3 separate regions of the Mus musculus genome follow, and regions 1 and 2 are each linked to region 3. Evidence: chromatin loops called from intact Hi-C (ENCODE). Cell type or tissue: heart. All regions are shown on one strand.

Region 1 (2,500 bases), 310 kb before region 3:
TGACATTCCCTGGGGCCGCTGGGATTTGAGCTGTTTTCAAAGGCAGCAAAATCTATAAGGTCAGAGCCCTGCAAACCTGAGAGGAACTCCCTGAGCCAGAGAGAGGATCAGGGTCCCAGAGCTCCAGTCAACTGTGCCTGCGACCTCAGTGAGGTCGCTTGGCCTCTCTGACCCTTGATGTCTTCATTGGAAAAATAGGGAAGATAATGTATTCCATGTGCCCTAGAGCCACACTGTCCTTAGTCTAACAGACAACTCACAAGCTGCCTGGGATCCTCCAGGCAGGATAGTAGAAGTACATGACCCAGCTTTGTGCATACTCTCACACACATGGAGAAGGCCGATCTTTGGGAGGGGGAGCCTTAGTTTTCCTGCCCTCGGGGCAACACAAGCCTTTTGAAAGGCCCACCCAACCTAGGGCTCAGGATGTGAGCACACTCGTAAAGGCTGGGGTCACACCCTGATCTCTAACCTTTGTCCTCAAACTTGAGCCCAGGGAAGACAGTGGCTCTACTCCATTTTGGTGACACTAGAGAAGGCCTGGGAACAACTATAAAACTGGACCAAGGAGGCTGGATTAGCTCCGTCCTCCAGCCCCTTTAGCCCCTCTCCCTTTCCGCGGGTGTCTCTGCCTTCTGTCAGGCCGGCCTCTTTTGGATCTGTTTCAGGAATGCTGGTAACTGGAGATTCTCCACCTTGATCCTGCCTCCCAAACACACTGAAAAAGAAACATGCCCGCTGCCACAATAGCACAGCCTAGGAGGAAGTTGCCGGCCATGGATAGAGCTGGAAGGGGAGGACCCCGAGAAAAAGGGCAGGCTCTTCCAGACCCAGCCTATATTCTCTGAGCCTGTCCGGCTTTCCTGCCTTTCCAAACCTTCCCGATCTTTCCTTTGGCTCTCAGGTACAGAGAGGGAAGTGTGGAGGGGGTATCCTCTGCTCCCGTAACCCTTTCCTCCCTCCCTCTGGGCCCTAAGGCTCCAGAAGCCTTTCCTTTATGCTGGTAACAGTGACAATTACGGTGGCGACTAGCCAGTGAGCAGCTGCCCCTTCCCACCATGTCCCATCCCCTGCCACCCTGAGATATCTTGACAGGCTCCCCATATCACAGAAAGCGAGCCAAGACCTAAGAAAGTCAAGTGATTTATTTGTTCAGGCACAAAGCCAGGACAGCTCAGAGCCCTTGGTTTCCTGAGCCCCAGACCTTTTTGCTGTGTCTCCACGCGACCTAGGGAGAACATCTGGCCACATTAGGGGCAAGAAAAAGCTATGGGGCTATCCATCAAGGGAGGGGCAAGTGTCATCCGCTCAGGAAACCCTGATAGAAGGCACTTCCTACACGGTCTCCGGGCAAGGGAAGCTGGGCAGGTCCGCTTCCTACAGGGTCAGAGGGGGCTCCAGGCAAGGGAAGCAGGGCAGGTCCGCTGGCAGAGCGCCCCCTGCTGGATTCTCCCCTGTGGTTCCAGCCTCACCCACCGCTTTTCTTTTGTGGGATCCTTGCCGCATACCCAGAAGAGGAACGATGTCAGCAGTTTGCAGTCCACTGTTTCCCCCCACCGCCTCTCTATGGTTCCAGTGTCAGCTTAGCTCTTACCATGCGCTCTGCAAGCCTTCCCATCCCCACCTTGACAGGCTGAAGCCCAAGAGATGAGGAGAGGCAGAGAGTATCATGGCCGTGGAATACTGAGAGGAAACCCGTTACCCCTGCAGCGTGGAACAGCAAAGCATCTCCATCTCCAGGCTCTTCTCGTGCGCCTTCCTTCATTTCTTCTCCTGTCCCTTATCCGCTCCAAATGTGGCCCCAACAGGAAAGGCAGACAACTGCATGAACAAGATTGACTGACTGGATTTGCCCCCATCAGGACAGGAAGTCCCTAGACAGACATACAATGGGTCTCTGTAGAGGAGGCAGACAATGGAAGTATTAATAGGAACACGTTTTGTCGCTACCGTTGACCGGCATCGCTGAAGCGCTGACTGGCATTTGCTGTCCCACTCAGTACCATAAGCTCAAGTTATAAACGCCCGGAGTCAAGGAGCGAAAGGGATTGAATGCCTGCCCTGATCTTGGCTGTGTGACCTTAAGCAAGTAACTTAACCTTTCTGAGTCTCAGACTTCACATCTATAAAATGAGGAGGGGAAAAAGAAAAAGATTCCCTTCCAGCCTTCCTCAAAATATCGCTGCTAGGACAAAGTAATATGTAAAATAGATGCAGACATCCACTGTAAACTCTGTGAGCATGGACATCACACATGCACTCTGTAAGCTCTATGGCCATATACCTCACATTACTTTCTACTTCATCTTCCAAAGTGTCTCCGCTGCCCCCAGCTAATTCCCGTCCTGCGTCTCCAGTTCTGATCTCGGACTTTCTCCTCTGTGGTCTGAATTGCAGCACCAGGTGGGAGGAGGAGTGCAGAGGACTCAGGACAGGGTGTGGGGGGAGGGGAGACATGGACAGGACAGGGGAAGGGAGGTGGGGGCTTCTGAGGTCTTAG
Region 2 (2,500 bases), 330 kb before region 3:
CCATTAATGACTAATATGGCAGGGACCTGGTCACTGTCGTTTGTGCCACCACTAGGCAAGTGGTCCTGGGTTCTATAAAAAAGCAGGCTGAGCAAGCCATGGGAGCAAGCGGCACTTTCTAAAGATGACAGAGCTACCATAACAACCACAGGAGAACAGGTAAGACCTGGGCAGATCAGGGCGGAGCTTTCAGAAGAGTTAGTTCTAGAGTATGGGGAGACTCGGGGAGATAAGTAAAATAAGGAACCTCCCTAATTTTAGGATCAGGGGGATGCAGGGATGGGACCAAAAGGAAAACATGAGTTAGGAAGTAGTGAAAAGGTGCTTGCTACACAGCTATGAGGGCCCAAGTTCAATCCCCAACACTCCTTTCTGTTTGTTTGTTTGTTTGTTTGTTTGTTTGTTTGTTTGTTTGTTTTTCAAGACAGGGTTTCTCTGTGTAGCCCTGGCTGTCCTGGAACTCACTCTGTAGACCAGGCTGGCCTCAAACTCAGAAATCCACCTGCCTCTGCCTCCCAAGTGCTAGGATTAAAGACGTGTGCCACTACTGTCTGGCGACACCCAGATTTTTTTTAAAATTCTTAAAAAAAAGAAAAAAGCCAGCCGTGGTAGCAGATGGTAGCAGATATCTGTAAATCCAGAGCTGGGGAGACAGGGACAGGCGCCCTGGGGCTCACTGGCCGGCCAGTCAGCCTAGCCTACCATTGATAATCTCCAGGCCAATGAGAGACCTATGCCTAAAAAAAAAATCAATGTGGACAGCCCCTGAGAGACAGCACCCAAGGCTGACCTCTATCTTCCACATGCATGCACACACATACACAGGTACCCAACTACACACACACACACACACACACACACACCAAGAAAGAAAAAAAAACAAGTCCTGGAGAGACACATTCAAATGCTCAGACAAGGGAACCATGGGTGGAGTTCAAACCCAAATTAGATGTTGGCTGGTGGGAGGAGACCTAGCCTATGAGTCAGCCACTCTGGGAAGTGGGTGGAGGTGCTGTGTATTTTCCACAGTGAGAACTTCTGCAGATCCGTGCTTCTTGGTTCTATGTCTCTCAGGATGGTAGTCTCTGCAAGACAGACTCCAGAGACTTAGAATAGGGGAAACAACCAGGGCCTGCGACCCAGAAACCCATGCCAGCCCTGCCCAGGTTTGAGAAGGAAGAGGACTCCACGGTGGTGGCAGTTGAACCAGGGTGGTAGGAAGGAGCAATCCAGTCGCCACTAAAGCCACATGCATTTCCCAGAGCCTGAAATTGATAGTCCAAGGGCACCAGACTCTGGGAAGGAGCAGAGGAAGGTTGCCTGGGTCTCCTCATTTCAATCGCACCCCTCAGACAGCCCACCACAGCTTCATCTTTAATTCAGCACGTTCACTGCCCAAGGCCTTTCCAAATTCTGCTCATATTCGTCCAGCCTGCCAGAGCCCCTACTCTTATGAATATTTAAAAGGTCCAGCTGGGATTGCTTCTCCTCCATGAATATTTAAAAGGTCCACTCGGGATCTGCTTCTCACCCACCAGCACGGGCTGACTCCAAGGTCACAAAGCTGAAGTGTAGCAAGTGACACAAAGGACCTGAAGAAAGTGTCGCAGCACCCCCCCCCCAATAACTTAAAGACAGTGTGAATTGGCAGGAAGACTACAGAATGAGGTAGAGAAACGGCGCTGAGAGGAATCCCACCTCATTCATTCACTCGCTCATTCATTCATTCATTCATTCATGCATCTACCTATCTATCCATCCATCAAACCTCCATAGATAATACCGGGTACTTTCTAGGCTCTAAGAAGATAAAGGTGAGTCAGGCAGAGTCTTTTTCTCCTTGGAGCTCAAAGGTAAGATGGTACACACACAGACACAAAGACTATGCACTGAGACACGAAGGCTTTCACGAAGGTCTTACTCATATTTCTCCAACAGCACTTAAGTTCTAGCCCCACCCCACCCACCCCCACACACTCCTAGTTTTTTTTTTCTGGACTCCCTCCACCCCCACCCCTTGCACATCTGGTTCCTCTTGCTCTTCCTAACACACACAGCAGGGAGTGAGTTCCTCCAGGGATCTGCCTGGCCCCTCCGTGTGACTGATGCTTCTCTAGGCTCCCATCATCCCACAGGCTTCCTCTGACCGGTTGGTAGCTCCTAATTACCAATCTTGTCAAGCACAGGGTCCTTGCAGCTGCGGAGCTAAGCCTTCCACCCTCTACCCTTCCTGTTACTGTTGCCAGGGATGCCCAGAACATAAACCTTACAAGAATGTTGCCATTTTCATCAATGTAACATGTATTTCAGAATTCTTTCTTTTCTTTTTCTTTCTTTTTTCTTTTTTAAATTTCATGTGTATGAATGTCTTGCCTGCATGTATGTATGTGTACCGCATACCTGCCTGATACCAGAGAAGACCTGAAGAGTGTCCCCCTGGATCTGGAGTCACAGATGGCTGTAAGCTGCCATGTGGGCTCTGGAAACCGAACCCTGGTCC
Region 3 (2,500 bases):
CACATGCACGCTTGCAGACAGGCACATACACTCACACAGACACACAGATAGGCACACACAGACACAAGACATACACACGCAAACATGCCCACACAGACATCTATACAGGTACACACAGACATACACACATATATACACACACAGATACATACACACATAGACACGTAGACACATGCATACACAAAGACATGAACACACAGGCACACAGACATACACACAAAGACACATAGACACACTCAGGAACATACACATAGACACACACACACACATACACATGCATGCTCATACAGACATGCACAAAGAAACACACAAACACATACATGCACACATATACATAAATACACACAAACACACAGACACAAGACAAATATATACACAAGACATATACTACACATAGATACACATGCATACACATGCATATACATATATACACATAAACACAAACACACACATAGTCACACAGACACATACACATAGACACATGCATAAACACACATATACACAGACACACATAGACACATGCACACACACACTATTCAGGATGACACTTGAGAAAGAATGCCTTTTAAAGTTCTCATTTTACAAATAGAGAAGTTCTCATTTATAAATGGAAGAAACGAGGTAACCACTCTTTCTTTGAGTCAGAAATGGTTTAGGATGGCACCAGAGGCAGCTGTGTGGCTCGCCAGCCTCACGCCCCAGCTGAGCTGCCTGCACAGCCATTCACACACTGCTAAAGCGACCTCCTTCCACCACATTAGAAAATCCAGGAGACATAGGCCTCTCCTCAGCCACCGGAGGCCTATCCAACACAGTCAATTCTGCACCCTCAAGTCCTCCCACACAGGGCTCACCCTCCTTAGTACCCATGTACTGTGCTCCCTCTTACTCTCATTTCAGCCAACTATCCCCTCTGCCCACAGGCCAATCCCCAAGCCAGACACAGCCTGACAGTCCTTCCACAACCTCTGCCTCACAAGGATGACTTTGCCACCCTGGGAGCCAGAGTGTGGATGACTCGTCTTTTAACAATGTGGAAAGCATCACCTGTCTTCAGGGCCAGAAGCAGTGACCACAGACAGACACACTCAGTTTGTGAGTGGTGGAAGGAGTGCCGTAGGTAGCAGCATTTCTTCCATATGCCACTAGATGGCAGCAGGTTCCCCAGCTGACAGTCACTGGGAAAGCAACCATTTCATTCAGGACCCTGAGACCCTGGATGGAATCCAAACACCGAAATAAGCTTTCAGAACGCTCAGGTCTGGTACTTATTAGTGCTGCCAGGAAGAGGAGGAGGGGAGGGGAGGAACTGAGATCAGACATCTCTGAGCCACAGAGCACAGATGTGGACACCGACTCCTTGCTTGGGCTCTGATCCGGACTTGCTGGCTGACTTTGAACAAGGTCCCTAAATTTCTGTGTCTCTGTTTCTTCATGTGTAAAAGCGGGGACTATATAAAAATGCTTGCCCCAGAGGAAGGGCTCTGGGAGGAGGGAGAGGGTACACTCCGGTGTGCAGTGAGCAGGGTGTGTTTGTGGAATCTGTGTAAAGTCTCTATGAGAAAGATTCTACAGACAAACTGACTAGTTAGAGCCCCGTGGTTATGGAGAGTTGGAGTGTTGCCGATCCAAAGCCATCATCATGTTGGTCTATCCTCCATATCTTTACTTACCCGTCTCTCACCATTTAAAATCATTATCTTTCTACTGTCAAGTGAAACCATTCACTCTCAACAGCCCCAAATCTAAGAATGTTTTCAGCTAGCATTTGAAATCCAGGGTCCCCTTAACCTGCTTTACCTTCCATCCTCACCACTATATTTGTTAAGTGCCTTATTATTTTAGTTTGTTGTCTGACTATAAAAAGTTCACAGAGGACATGTATAGTGGTGGATGTTTGTAATCTCAGCATTTGGATTCACGAGGAGTTCAGAGCTTGGACTACATGAGACCCTGTGCTAGCCTGGGCTACATGAAACCCTGTCTTAAAAACAAACGACAACAAAAAAACAACAAGGAAGCATGCAAATAGTTCACATAACCATTCCACAGGAAATGTGTATACGTAGAGTAGTTCAGCGCTAGCCTGGGCTACAAGAGGCCCTGTATTTAAAACAAAACAAAGCAAAACAAACAAAACAAACAAACAAACAAACAAACAAAACAAAGAAGGGAATATTCCACAGGGAATAGTGTCATAAATACAAGTGTGTATGTAGGGTAGTTCAGAGCTAGCCTGAGACCTTAGCTTTAAAACAAAACAGAACAAAACAAACAAAACAAGGAAACACACAAACAGTCCCCATAACCATTTCACAGGGAATAGTGTCATATGTACATGTGTGTGTATATATGTACATGTGTGTATATAGTGTCATATGTACATGTGTGTGTATACACACATGCATGTATAATATAAGCCCCTGCTTCCAGCACTGCTCTCTCATGCTTGCCTCAGAGGAAATGGTCTCTTGCTTCTGGAGCAAGACCTGTGCTTTGC

The links. Peaks named below come from ENCODE experiments on the same cell type or tissue, not always from the same donor. Only the 100,000 strongest peaks of a DNase experiment are listed, where the experiment ranks them.
Region 1: a loop joins it to region 3, with 2.0 times the contacts of the local background. A loop is called at or near these places in 4 of 42 quality-filtered maps.
Region 2: a loop joins it to region 3, with 4 times the contacts of the local background. A loop is called at or near these places in 5 of 42 quality-filtered maps.

Annotation. Positions count from the first base shown.
Region 1 is chr15:77,342,539-77,345,038 of GRCm38, reverse strand. No RefSeq gene overlaps it. Among named protein-coding and RNA genes, the nearest start is that of Gm41352, 30 kb to the right of the region's middle. In heart, a CTCF peak has its summit at 1,445 (motif pointing left); a DNase peak (open chromatin) is centred at 1,338; H3K4me3 peaks cover 1,869 bases; H3K27ac peaks cover 2,194 bases.
Region 2 is chr15:77,362,718-77,365,217 of GRCm38, reverse strand. No RefSeq gene overlaps it. Among named protein-coding and RNA genes, the nearest start is that of Gm41353, 12 kb to the left of the region's middle. In heart, no CTCF peak of the experiment used is centred here; DNase peaks (open chromatin) are centred at 967 and 2,105; H3K27ac peaks cover 349 bases.
Region 3 is chr15:77,028,200-77,030,699 of GRCm38, reverse strand. It overlaps a transcript of Mb not described here. Among named protein-coding and RNA genes, the nearest start is that of Mb, 6.7 kb to the right of the region's middle. In heart, a CTCF peak has its summit at 1,148 (motif pointing right); a DNase peak (open chromatin) is centred at 1,259; H3K27ac peaks cover 2,320 bases.